Regions from separate parts of the Homo sapiens genome. Here region 2 is linked to region 1. Evidence: chromatin contacts called from ENCODE Hi-C or POLR2A ChIA-PET data. All regions are on one chromosome and are shown on one strand. The core of a region is the stretch at or near the end of the contact, and the rest is flanking DNA. Distances in the headings are between cores, read along the strand shown. Region 1 overlaps LOC105377529 (a long non-coding RNA gene). Region 2 overlaps NEK1 (NIMA related kinase 1).

Region 1 (6,383 bases), core at 2,828-5,327:
AGAGGGTTTTTTGAGGGGTATCCCTTTTCATTACTTACTCCTTTTATTTTCTTTTTTGGATTATAATCAGGGAATGTGGCCTATAAAATCTCTACTCCTGTATATTGACTTAGATATCCTTTGGAAACAAAAACAAGATTAACTTTTGTAAATGTTCCATTAAAACACAAAAGAAATATAGTTATGAAATGTAACATTCCATACATGTTTTAGGTCAAATTTGTTGTTTGTTTTATTCTATTCTTCTGTTTCTATTTATTTTGTCTGTTAGATATATGTGAGTCTGAAAAAGGTGTGTTAAAATCTCCTAACATAAAGATTATGCTTTATATGTTTAGCTACTACAATGATTGGTGAACATGACTTATGATTGTTATACCTCTGTTATCAATTTGCCTTTTGTCATTACATATTAATATGCATGCTGTTTGGACCGCTAATAGGACCGCTAGACTTGACTTCTTTTGATTTATATTTATCTGGTGGATCTTTTTTTTTTTTTGAGATGGAGTCTCGCTCTGTTGCCCAGGCTGGAGTGCAGTGGCACGATTTCAGCTCACTGCAACGTCTGCCTTCAAGCGATTCTCCTGCTTCAGCCTCCCAAGGAGCTGGGATTACAGGTGCCTGCACCACACCTGTATAATTTTTTTGTATTTTTAGTAGAGAAGGGGTTTCACCATGTTGGCCAGGCTGGTTTCGAACTCCTAACCTCAGGTGATCCACCCGCCTTGGCCTCCCAAAGTGCTAGGATTACAGGCGTGAGCCACCGTGCCCGGCAGTATCTTTTTACATATCCTCTGAAGTTTAACTTTTCTTTCTCACTTTGTTTAAAGTGAGTTTCTTTTGTTTGTTTGTTTGTTTGTTTGAGGCGGAGTCTCCCTCTATCACCCAGGCTGGAGTGCAATGACATGATCTGGGCTCACTGCAACCTCTGCCTCCTGGGTCCAAGTGATTCTCCTGCCTCAGCCTCCTGAGTAGCTGGGATTACAGGCATGTGCCACCACGCCCAGCTAATTTTTGTATTTTTAGTAGAGACAGGGTTTTGCCATGTTGGCCAGGCTGGTCTTGAACTCCTGATCTCCAGTGATCCGCCCGCCTCAGCCTCCCAAAATGCTACGATTACAGGTGTGAGCCACAGTGCCTGGCCTAACGTGGGTTTCTTAAGTAATATGTGTTTGGGTTTTGATTTTTAAATCACACCGTCAGTTGCCACTAGTTATTATCCTACTACTTTCTGATATTAAAGTTGTAGTTAGAAATCTAAAGCCAGTCTTAATCTTTTTCTATGTAAACAATTTGTTCTTTCTATCTAGAAGACTGTAGAACTTTGTCATTACCCTTGGAATTACAACACAGTAATGGAATCTCTAGTGTGTTCCGGTTTTCATCCCCTGTTCCTTGAAACTCAAAGAATTCTGAGGATGAAACTCTTTCTTTAGCTCTGTAAAATTTTCTTCACCTGTTTGTTTAAATATTGTCTCTCCTCCTTCGATTGCTTTACTCTTCTGAAATTCCTATTTATTTACAAGTTACAACTTCTAGATCCATCTTCTGGTTCCTTTATATTTGCTTTTTTGATGTCTGACTTTAAATGTTTGCTTTTTTGAGAGATTTCTTTCCCTTGTACTTCCAGACCTCTGTTCACTTCTCAATAGTTACCATACACTTTTTCAGTACATCTGCTATATTTTTAAACTTAAAAAATCATGTTCTTGAGTTCCAGTTTAACGCTGTAATTGAAGCTCCTCAATTGCACTAATTACTTTTTCTGTTCAAGTTGCCATGCCCTTTTTCAGCAGTTCTATTTTGCTGGCAACCGCCATTTCTGGATGCTCTGCTCACTCTTCCCCATTCTGGCTTTGTTGTTCCTTTGCCTATGTTATTCACCTGGGGCCAGGTCTTCAGCAGCAGCTATCTCTTGAGTACAGGAGGCTCCATGGTCTCTGATCCTGTAGACAGACAAGTCCTCAGCTGGAAAATGCTTATCTTATCTTCTCTGCTCCCCAGTTTCCTTAGCTACAAAGGTTAATTTTCTCTTAGTTGTAAAGATACAAAGTCTTTTTTTTTTGTTTAAATTTTAAAAATAATTGAGATGGAGTCTCGCCATGTTGCCCAGGCTGTTCTCAAACTCCTGAACTCAAGCAATCTACCCGCCTCAGCCTCCTAAAGTGCTGGGATTACAGGTGTGAGCCACCAAGCTTGGCCAAAGATACAAAGTCTTATTTCATTCGCCACTCCTTGAGGGCCAGAGAGACCAGCAAGTCCTTCTAGGTATAGTTGTGTCAGCTGTAGGCTGGGTTGCTGGGTAGAATATATTACATGGGACAGACTTACATAAAAAGAATTATTCATTATTGATCTAAAATTCAATTTTTGTTTTGTTTTGTTTTTGAGACAGGGTCTCACTCTGTCACCCAGGCTGGAGTGCTGGAGTGCAATCAGAACTCACAGCAGCCTTGACCTCTTGGGCTCAAGCAATCCCTTATCCTCAGCTCCCTGGAGTAGCTGGGATTATAGGTACGCACCACCATGCCTGGCTAATTTTTGTATTTTTTGTGGAGATGGGGTTTCCCTTTGTCGCCCAGGCTGGTGAAGTTGGAATTTAGCTGTGTGTTCTTTCTCTCTTTTGGGTAAATTTGGCTGCCCTAAGGCCAGGCGTGTTGGCTCATACCTGTAATCCCAGCAATTTGAGAGACTGAGGTGGGCGGATCACTTGAGGTCAGGAATTCAAGACCATCTTGGCCAACATTGTAAAACCCCCGTCTCTACTAAAAATACAAAAATTAGCCGGGCGTGGTGGCAGTTGCCTGTAACCCCAGCTACTTGGGAGGCTGAGGCGTGAGAATCACTTGAACCCTGGAGGCGGAGGATCAGTGAGCCCGAGATCACACCACTGAACTCCAGCCTGGGCAACAGAAAGAGACTGTCTCAAAAAAAAGAAAAAAAAATTGGTCTGCACTGATCAGCTGGGTTGTTCTCCTTCTTGTCTTTTCTCTTGTCTATGGATCCCATGGGCCAAGCTCTCTTCAGTAACCTCAGAGCTCTGACCCTTGCCTCAAGGTACCTCTCAGGCCCCAAGCTCTCTCTGGCCTGAAGGATGCTCCGGCCCAGGTCCAGTACAGGCCCTCTCTGTATTGAATCCCCACAGCACCTAAAACCCTGCATGCCCTTCCTTCTGCCTCCTAGGCTCCATTTGAGAAGGAGTTACAGTTACATGGAGCTGGGAGAGGAAAAGGAGACACAGAGGTGCACGTTAGGTAGCTGTGGTAGAATATGTGAGGAAAATGATTCTTAGAGCCAGCTAACCTATCATTTAAGTAGGAAGACGGGCAAAAATATTTCCAGACCTGAAAACCCTCAGAAATCCTCTTTCTCGAGTATTTTTATGAATAGGTAATGTGAAGATGTCCTCAAGCAAACAAGAGAGTAAAACAAGAAAGAAGAAAATGTGAGCACTAAGAAAAAGTCAATCCCGGCAGGGAGCACAGTGCGGGGCCGTTCCCGAGTATGAGCGGTGCAGCAGGCCTGGAGAGGAGCCAGGTCAACCGGAGCACACGCACAGAACTCCAGAAGGGAGGGGGCCGCAGACGAAACAGCGCACGGGAGGGAACGGAAGAACCTAAGGATGGGATCAAAGAGAGGCAATCTGAGTCCTTCCAGTCAACTTTTATTTGAGATGTGATAGGATCATTCAGGGCCGATCACATCAGGGATCCCACTCAAAATGTACCGTATTTAGGTTCATATCCCCAGGGCCAAGTTGAAATCAAACCAATCTCTGAATAACGATATAGGATATATGTAAAAGGCCAATGAATGCGATACACTCTGCTCAAATTCAGACACCTGAGGTCTCAAAATAACTCATTTCAAAACTTGGATTCCCACTTTTGTCCTGCCTCCATTCATTCTACCTAAAGAAAACCAAACTAAAAAATAGGCTTGTGGTTCCAGTCTAGCTTATAAGAAGTTGCTACTGTTTCCCACCACAAATAAAATGCAGAACAAACTGAAAAATCAACAATTCTATTCTTAGATCCATAAGAGAAGTGAAGTCACAGGGCAAACCGCTGCCCCCATAATGGAGCAACTGAGCGGAAACCCACAAGCTGAAACCTCTCAGGAACCTGTGTTGGGGAAGGGAAACCTGAATTGCAACTGATGAATTGCTGGAGGCTCAGTGTGGACAAGTTTGAGAGATATTAATAAATATTCCAGGGGACTGAGTCCCCCTCCAGGAGCTCAAACAGTTCCTCGCAGTGAATATTGGAGACGAATCCTCTCCTTCTGGCATGGGGAGGAGAAAAGGAACCATTTTGAAATACGCCAGAAAACTGTGTTCTTAACAATGCCTGCCCTCAGGAGAAACTATTTAACCAGAGCCTAACCTGCTGGGGTTTCATCAGACCCTAACTGACCCAGGGAAAATAAATGCCCAACTCCAACCCACTCTAGCCATTCAGTCCACCTGTGCAGGGTGGGAACTGAGACACATCTGTGAAGTTCACAGTCCAGAGGCACAGGCTGCCTAAAGAACAGATACCTAATTGTGAAATTATAGAACACTTCCCCACCCCAACACCATACCACCACATTACTAAAGGCTAATCGACAGCAGTTCCTTTTAACCAGTGCCTCATGTCCAGCTATCAAGAAAAAATTACAAGACATATTGAAAGGCAAAAATGTAGTTTGAAGAGACAGAGAAAGCCTGAGAACCAGCCTAAAATATGTCAGGGATGGTGGAATTATTAGGCTGGAAATTTAAAACAACTATTATTAACATGCTTAGGGCTGTAATGGATAAAGTAGACAGCATGCAAGAACAGATGGGCAATGTAAGCAGAGGGATGGAAATCCCAAGAAAGAACCAAAAATAAATGCTAGAGCTCAAAAGCAGTGTAATCAGAATGAAGAATGTGTCTGATGGCTTATTAGCAGACTGCACACAGCCGAAAAAGAATCTGTAAACTTGAAGATACCTCAGTAGAAACCTCCCAGACTAAAGAGCAAACAGAAAAAGAAGACTGAAAAAAAAAACAAAAAACCAGAACAGAATATCCGAAAAGAGTGGGACATACACAAATGGAAACACCAGAAGGAAAAGAATGAGAGAAAGGAACAGAAGAAATATTTGAATAGCAATGATTGAGAATTTCCCCCAAATTGTCTTCAGTCACCAAACCATAGATTGAAAAAGCTCAGGGAACACAAAACAAGATAAATTCCAAAAGAAAACTCTACCTAGGCATATCATTTTTAGACTAGAAAATCAGAGGTAAAGAAAAAATATCCTAAAAGAAGCCAGAGAGAAAAAACTTTGCCTATAAAGGAGCAAAGATAAGAATTATATGTGACTTCTCAGAAACCATGCAGGCAAGTAGAAAGTGGAATGAAATACTTAGCGTGGATGGAAAAAAACACCACAAACCTAGAATTCTGTGCCCTGTGAAATTATCCTTCAAAAGGTGAGGAGAAATTAAAGCTTTCTCAGACAGACAGAAATTGAGGGAAATTGTTGCCAGTATACATCCTTGGCCAGAAATGTTAAAAGAAGATCTTCAGAGAGAAGAAAAATGATACAGGTCTGAAACTACCATCTACATAAGTAAAGGAAGAGCATCAAGGAAGGAATAAGTAAGGGAAAGAAAATTTTTATTTTTCTTGTTCTTAATTATCTAACAACAGTTTGTTCAACATAATAATAGCAACAATGTATTCAATTATATATACATACAGATTCCAGAGAAATTAAAAGAATAATCAAGCAATACTTTGAATAACTCTGTGTCCACAGATTTGATAACCTAGATGAAATGGGGATAATTCCTTCAAAGATCCAGTCTGCCAAAAGTCATACAACAAGAAACAATCTTAATAGGCCTATACCTCTTGAAGAAATTGAATTAATTAATTAATAACTTTTCAAAATAGAAAGCACCAGGGCCAGATGGGTTTATGAGTGAATTCTACCAAACATTTAATAAGGAAATTATATCACTTCTCTACAAACTCTTTCAAAAGATAGAAGCAGAGGGATTACTTCTTAACTCATTTTACGAGGCCTGCATTATTCTAGTACCAAAACCAGACAAAGGTATTAGAAGAAAACTACAGACCAATATTTCTCAAGAATGTGGTTGCAAAAATCCTAAAATATTAGCAAATCAAATCCAATGTTATATTAAAAGAATTACATACCACAACCAAATCGGAGCTATCCCAGGTATGTAAGACTGATTCAACATTTGAAAATCAGTTAATGCAATCCATCACATCAACAAGCAAAGAAGAAAAATCATATGATTATATCAACAGATGCAGAAGAAACATTGGATAAGATCCAAGACCATTTCATGATAAAGACTCTCAATAAAGTAGGA
Region 2 (6,803 bases), core at 3,831-6,330, 100 kb after region 1:
ATTCAACATACTGATAGTGCTGCAAGATAAGATTTTATTTTTCAAATTACATATTATGCCAACCAGCCTGCTTTGGACTCAGAGGTTCAAAAACTTTGCTTTTATTACGAAGAACATCTGGACTGTAGACACCTCTAACGAAACCAGGTTATACTTGGCATATTGTGATTGAAGCTGTGTGATCAACATCTTAATGACCTAACTAAATCCTCTCATAACAGAAAGAAGTTCAACAGGCAAACATTTCCCTCCCTAGGATCCTAGTTACCAAAACTGTCACAGTGTCAAAATAAAAATAATTATTTCCTCCTTTTTAACATCTTATTGTCCTTGAAGCTTATGTATGGAGGAAGTTAAAAACCAAAAGAGCAACTTTAAGCTATATGCTAAGTCAGTGTTAAATCCACAGACTAATTTTTCGATATAGTATTCCTGGTTCTGGTCCTTAAAGAGAAATAAAGGCATTAAACCAACTTTTTATATGTCAAGAAATATAATTTTGCTATTCTTTCATAATCAAATCTTTCAATGATTTCTAAGACTGTTTCTACAGCCTGTGTGCTAGTTCAGGAGACACACTGATTGTAAAAGGACTTGAGAATATAAACTTTAAGGCTAAAAATTTCATCTTCAAAATGTATAGATGTAAACAGAGCCCTTGACAAGGTGATTTAATGTAGAACTGCTGGCCAGAATGAAAACAAGTACTAGACAGAAAAAAGATCATGCTTAAAGACTCCATTGAAAAACCACAGACAGGTCCTTCATGACATAGGTAATTCCTTCAACCTAAAGACATTTGCTGAAACTCAAAGTTACCCTATTGCATAGTAAATCTTCAAAACCATTAAGTCAGGTTCTGGGTCAATGTTTCCTATGCTTTGGTTGGATGATTTAATAAAGTATATATTTTATGAGATTTAACCATGGAATTCAATGAACAAAATAGATAAAATATTAGAATCTTCACTGAAAAATGGCATGTTTCTCCATCTTTTTCATGCAATAAGAAAGTCCATCTTAAATCTGATTTTTTAAATAAATAATTGCTGTATTTCCCACTGAAGCTTGTTATTCTGATAAGCCAAATTCAAATGCTTTCATATAGTTGAGGATTAAAAAACATTTTGAGGATTATTCATCATTATCTGTAGAAAAAAGAAAAAAATTGACTTCATTTCAAATCAAGCTGTATCTACTTTAAAAAAAACCCATTCTTGTTCATGCTAAAGGAGAAGAGCTTTAATGTAGTTTTAAACATACTTTTAAAATTATTTTATCACACATTCCTTGTAAAATATTCAGACAATACAATGAAGAATAAAATGGGAAGCAAAAATCATCTGTAAGTGAAAGACAACCAATGTTAACTTTATATAAATCCTCCCACAATGCTTTCCTATGCATACACAAATATCTTTTAAAAATTACACTAAAATGCAGTTTTGAAACATAGGTTTTCCACTGAAAACACCCTAGTGAATGGAAAGGTGGATACATAAGTGATAATGTAAGATTAGAAAATGCTAATGTTAGAATCTAGGTGGTGGGTGCATGGGTGATCACTGTAAAGTTCTTTCAGATTTTCAATATGATAAAAATTTGACAATAAAATGTTAAAGAATAAATCATGGATATATTCTATGTTGACTTCAATGTCTGCAGAGTATTCTGTTTAATGGATATGACATAACTAACCATTACTATTTATAGACATTTTTGTTATTTTCAATTTTTTTAATTCTAAAGATTATAATCAAGTGAATTAAACAGACTGGTTAACTTAATCTTATATGCAAGCACTATCTTCCACATTCTAGCAAAAGTGATCTTTCATTAAAATCCAAGGGTCATGTCAAATCACTGCACTGCTTAAAACATTTGTTAGCTCCCTGCTGCCTCAAAATGGAATCCACGCTCCTTAACGTGGATTACAAAGCCCTTCATGATCTGGCCTTTTAAATATTTCTCATCTTACCAAATTTCATTCCCCACCTTCCTTAACTGCCCCTATAATTTATGCTTTAGGAACACTGAATTGCTTATAGTTTCCCTACTACATTTTGCATACTTCCATGTATGAGTACTTATTTGCATTAAATTCCCATTTGTCTTTCAGAATCCAACTTTGATGTCCTCTCCCCTAGGAAGACCTATCCTGTCACCATCAATGTAGTTGGATCATTACTTTATAACTTACATACATTTTATTGCTTCCAAGGTAACACTTATCACTGGACTATAATTTACTTACTTTTCAAATAATCAGGAAAGTAATGAACACACATATCCATAATATGTAGAATTAACAAAAGCTAACTTTTGGCCATAGTGGTTTGGATTATTTAAGTAAAACCATATTACAGATGCAGAGTACCCTTTCTCAATCTTACTGCCTTCCTTTCTTCCCCAGGGGCATTTTCAGTACTCTGAAATTGATGTGTATTCTTCCCGCTCATGGTTTTTGCTTTTATTTTTATTACGTACATGCACATCTAAATAAAATTGTTTAGAAACACTACATAAATGGTGTAATATTCTACTTATTCAACTCATCATGTTTGTGGGGCTTATCCATATTGACAGTCGGAATTTAATTCATTCATTTTAGCCGATGTATACAATTTCATTACATAAACGCAGCCCAATATTCCACCTAAAATGAATATGAAGAGAAGGTATGTGTCTCTTTCTTAAGAGTCTATAATGGCCAGGCATAGTGGCTCATGCCTGTAATCCCAGCACTTTGGGAGACCGAGGCAGACAGATCACCTGAGGTCAGGAGTTTGAGACCAGCCTGGCCAACATGGTGAAACCCTGTCTCTACTAAAAATACAAAAATTAGCTGGGTGTGGTGGCACATGCCTGTAATGCCAGCTACTTGGGAGGGTGAGACAGGAGAATTGCTTGAACCTGGGAGGCAGAGGTTGCAGTGAGCCGAGATCATGTCACTGTACTCCAGCCTGGGCGACAGAGCAAGACTCCATCTCAAAAAAAAAAAAAAAAAAAAAAAAAAAAAAAGAAGAATCTATAAACTTGGGCCGCTAATGCTAATACTCAATGTGAGAACATGGTAGCCTCTGCCAGGTTGCCACTGGCCACAGCTGTTATACTCCTCTCCTTGTGGAAGAATTTATTAGGAATACTATCAAATCGCTTACACATTTTATTAGCTCTATTTGACTTCTGACTCTGGATAGTATCTAGCTATGGAAAAAAAAGCATTAACTTTATCAACGGCTGAAGATATTGACGCTTACCAAACCTGCACCATAACAGTATCAGGAGAGTTAAATAGCTGAGGCTGTCTTTTCAGGACTTATATAATTTCCAGTGAAATAAAACAGAAATGTGTTTTTGACAATCTTCTTTTTAACTTGTATCTTAATGACTTGATGTCACTTTCGGGTGAGCGAGATAAAATTTTGCTTACCCCTTCCCTTCTTTACTCTCCCTTTTCCCCAACACAGAAAATAAAAGTGTGTAAGTACCATATGTAGATGACATGGCTTTACCATCTCCTAGATGTGGCCTAAAAGATAGCTGTCTGGACAACTATCTCTAAGACAGGTAGGCTGGGTGCGGTGGGTCACACCTGTAATCCTAACACTTTGGGAAGCTGAGGTGGGAGGACAGCTTCAGGCCAGGAGTTTGAGATCAACATGGCGAAATGCCATCTCTGCCAAAAAAATACAAAAATGAGTCAGGCATGGTAGCTCACGCCAGTAGTACCAGTTACTCAGGAGGCTGAAGTGGGAGGACTGCTTGAGCCCAGGAGGCGGAGGTTGCAGTGAGTTGAGATCATGCCACTGCACTCCAACCTGGGTGACAGAGCAAGGCCCTGTCTCCATAGAAAAAAAAAAATCCCAACAAAAAACTCCCCAAATCAAAAAGAACAGCTATATATGGGCTCTACTGACTTCCAATAAGAAGGAGTGCAAAACGGTTATTCTGAATCAATGAATATGAAATCTATATCTAGTCATTTCATTTAACTCTCATGATTAACAATACAAAACAGCAAGTCATCCACATAATTCAATATCCATTTTATAACCAGTTTCTTTAGTAGCTATAGTAGCAAGTTACAATATTTTATGGGCTGTACTCAATTTTTTTTTAAGCTACACCTGCTGTAATGGTATGTACTAAGAGTTTTAGAAAAGATTGCCAGGGTAGGCATCTTCAATTGCTTTACATTTTTTCTAGGGTGAAGGAATTACTGTCAGGCTTTATGATACAGAACTCTGGGGTTCTCTTTCCCTTTCCATTTGTGTACTAGAGAAAATCTGATATTGCTTCCTGAGTGGTGTATTAACCTAGCCTGATTCTTGGTCCTTTGCAGGGGAAATGGCCTTCTGTGTAGGCTTATATCCTTTTGAAGCCACTCAGTTGTCAAAAGAGGGTGTCAATTCTACCTTGTGAATAAGTTGATTGTTACAGCTCTCCACTTAAGGGGCAAGGCAAACTAAAAGCTCTCCAGATACTTGTTGAGCAAAACTGAACCCCAAGCACATTGTTGCTGATTACTTATGAAAAGCTCTATTGAAACAATACTTAAGGAGAACCGCCTGGAGGTGGAATAGTCTGAATATGAATAGAATTGGTTTGATACACTCTACAGAATTACTGAAATGGAATCATCCTCTGGCTTCGTGCCATTAACTTACAGCATGACATATGAGAAACAGCCTCATGAAATCTAAATATTGTAAAAATTACTGAGGATACTTTTCATTCCATTATAGCACTGTTTTGTAAAATGAAGTCCAAGGTCTCAATAAAATAAGAAATCCACAAGTACCAGAAAATGTTTACCTTTTATATTTTCATTTTGATAAAATTTTTTAATATTTAGAAAAATACAACATGTTTTACAGTAATAATTCACAACTAACAGAAATTTTCTACCACTAAGACTTGAGTTTTTTTTTTTTTACTGGGGTTTATAGACCCTTGGATTCTCATGCCTGAAAAAAATACTTTTTGCTCCTTAAAGGGATCCACATGTTATTCAAGTTTGAGGAACACTGTATGATAGTGCCCTCTTTTTAAAGATCATGGGAAAATTGTTCCTTTGGTTTCAATACCAAAAATAGCTGTCCTCTGAGCAACTAAAATGTTTTGTCTCATGAATACTGTGACTCATGTAATTAATTAGGTTTTCTGCTTTGTGAGAAAGACCAGCACCAAATTTGTTTCCTGTTTTTAGAAAATGTGGAAACCTTTTGAACATGAAGTTTGTATTCTTCATTCCTGGCTTCATGTTATACTGCTTGTGCTCATTTGTCCAATTTGTTGACTTCCCCAAACTTTTTTTTAAAACTTAATTTTCTCTCTTACTATATACATATATATATTTCAATGCAATCTTAGACTTTTTTGTATGAATATGCAAACACATTTTGTATGGAATACAAATACATTTTATAAACATTTTTATTGCTAAAATTAAGCATCAACATTTAAAACCCTCAATTTTAGTCTATGAATTTAACATTTAAAGTAATAAAATTAATGTTTGGGCAAATAATCTAGAAATAAATTCTTGTTCAAAATTTTACATATTGCTTTTTGTGTCTACAAGTTTTGCCAGGTGCAGTGGCTCACACCTGTAATCCCAGCACTTTGGGAGGCCAAGGAGGGGTGAATCATTTGAGGTCAGGAGTTCGAGGCCAGCCTGGCCAACATGGTGAGACCCCATCTCTACTAAAAATACAAAAATTGGCCAGGCATGGTAGCACCTGTAGGCCAAGCTACTCAGGAGGCTGAGGCAGGAGAATCACTTGAACCCAGGAGGCAGAGGTTGCAGTGAGCTGAGACTGTGCCACTGCACTCTAGCCTGGACAACAGAGCAAGACTCCATCTCACACACACAAAAAACGTTTAATACCACATCCTTGATAAGAACTATTCTAGGGCCAGGCGCAGTGGCTCACATTTGTAATCCCAGCACTTTGGGAGGCTGAGGTGTGTGGATCATCTGAGATCAGGAGTTCAAGACCAGCCTGGCCAACATGGTGAAACCCTGTCTCTACTAAAAATACAAAAAGTAGTCAGGTGTGGTGGCGCACGCCTATAATCCCAGCTATTTGGGAGGCTGAGGCAGGAGAATCACTTGAGCCCAGGGGGTGGAGGTTGCAATGAGCCGAGATCACGACACTGCACTCCAGCCTGGGCAATAAGACTCTGTCTCAAAAAAAACAAAAAAAAATGAATTATTCTAAGTTATAATCTTCTTTATTTTTATTTATTTACTTTTTTGAGACAGGGTCTGGCTTTGTCACCAAGGCTGAGTGCAGTAGCACAATCACAGCTCACTGCAGCTTCAAACTCCTGGGCTCAAGCAATCCTCCCACCTCAGTCCCCTGAGTAGCTGGGACTAGAGGTGCCCACCACTATGCCTAGCTAATTAAAAATTTTTTTGTGTGTAGAGATAGGGTTTCACTATGTTGTCCAGGCTGGTCTCAAACTCCTGGCCTCAAGCCATCCTCCCACTTAAGCCTCCCAAGTAGCTGGAATCACAAGCATAAACCACGGCACCCGGCTAGGATTATTCTAATTGCTAGAGCTGTCCAAAAATCTATCTAGTAAGATTTTTAAAAACCTCATTCAAAGGTTACTTGTAAATTAAATTAAAAATATGGACTTAAAGGACTTAAGTCAGTAAAAGTATATGACAGATCAGTAAAAGTACATGACAAAGTTAATTTTATTATTGCTTAAAAGTTATATAGTTCCCAAGTAGATTTCACAAAATGGATGTGATGTAAGCTGATTCATATACATGTATCATCTTGTTT

The links. A loop is a pair of places that touch in the nucleus more often than their neighbours do. ChIA-PET counts read pairs that join two places held with the same protein, here RNA polymerase II (POLR2A). Pooled maps may share reads with other maps.
Region 2: a map with no recorded cell type shows a loop between it and region 1 (4-fold over the local background). The contact joins two enhancer-like sites. A Hi-C loop is called at or near these places in 1 of 168 maps with a recorded cell type or tissue (endothelial cell of hepatic sinusoid), 5 of 37 single-sample maps with no recorded cell type and 3 of 50 pooled maps. POLR2A ChIA-PET finds 5 or more read pairs at or near these places in 3 of 52 experiments (AG04449, AG04450 and B cell).

What each region holds. Positions count from the first base shown.
Region 1 is chr4:169,289,459-169,295,841 of GRCh38, forward strand. The region is part of intron 2 of LOC105377529 (a long non-coding RNA gene); the gene reads right to left. Among named protein-coding and RNA genes, the nearest start is that of SH3RF1, 22 kb to the left of the region's middle. RefSeq lists a silencer at 881-1,045 and enhancers at 3,871-3,940, 3,951-4,070. Within about 2 kb of position 4,078, at least 3 of the 41 ENCODE cell types and tissues checked have a DNase peak (open chromatin) inside an H3K27ac peak, as active enhancers do.
Region 2 is chr4:169,393,376-169,400,178 of GRCh38, forward strand. It overlaps NEK1 (NIMA related kinase 1), which reads right to left. Exons shown (of 36, transcript NM_001199397.3): 36 at 1-1,148. The coding sequence ends at 1,135. Among named protein-coding and RNA genes, the nearest start is that of SH3RF1, 130 kb to the left of the region's middle. Within about 2 kb of position 5,081, at least 3 of the 41 ENCODE cell types and tissues checked have a DNase peak (open chromatin) inside an H3K27ac peak, as active enhancers do.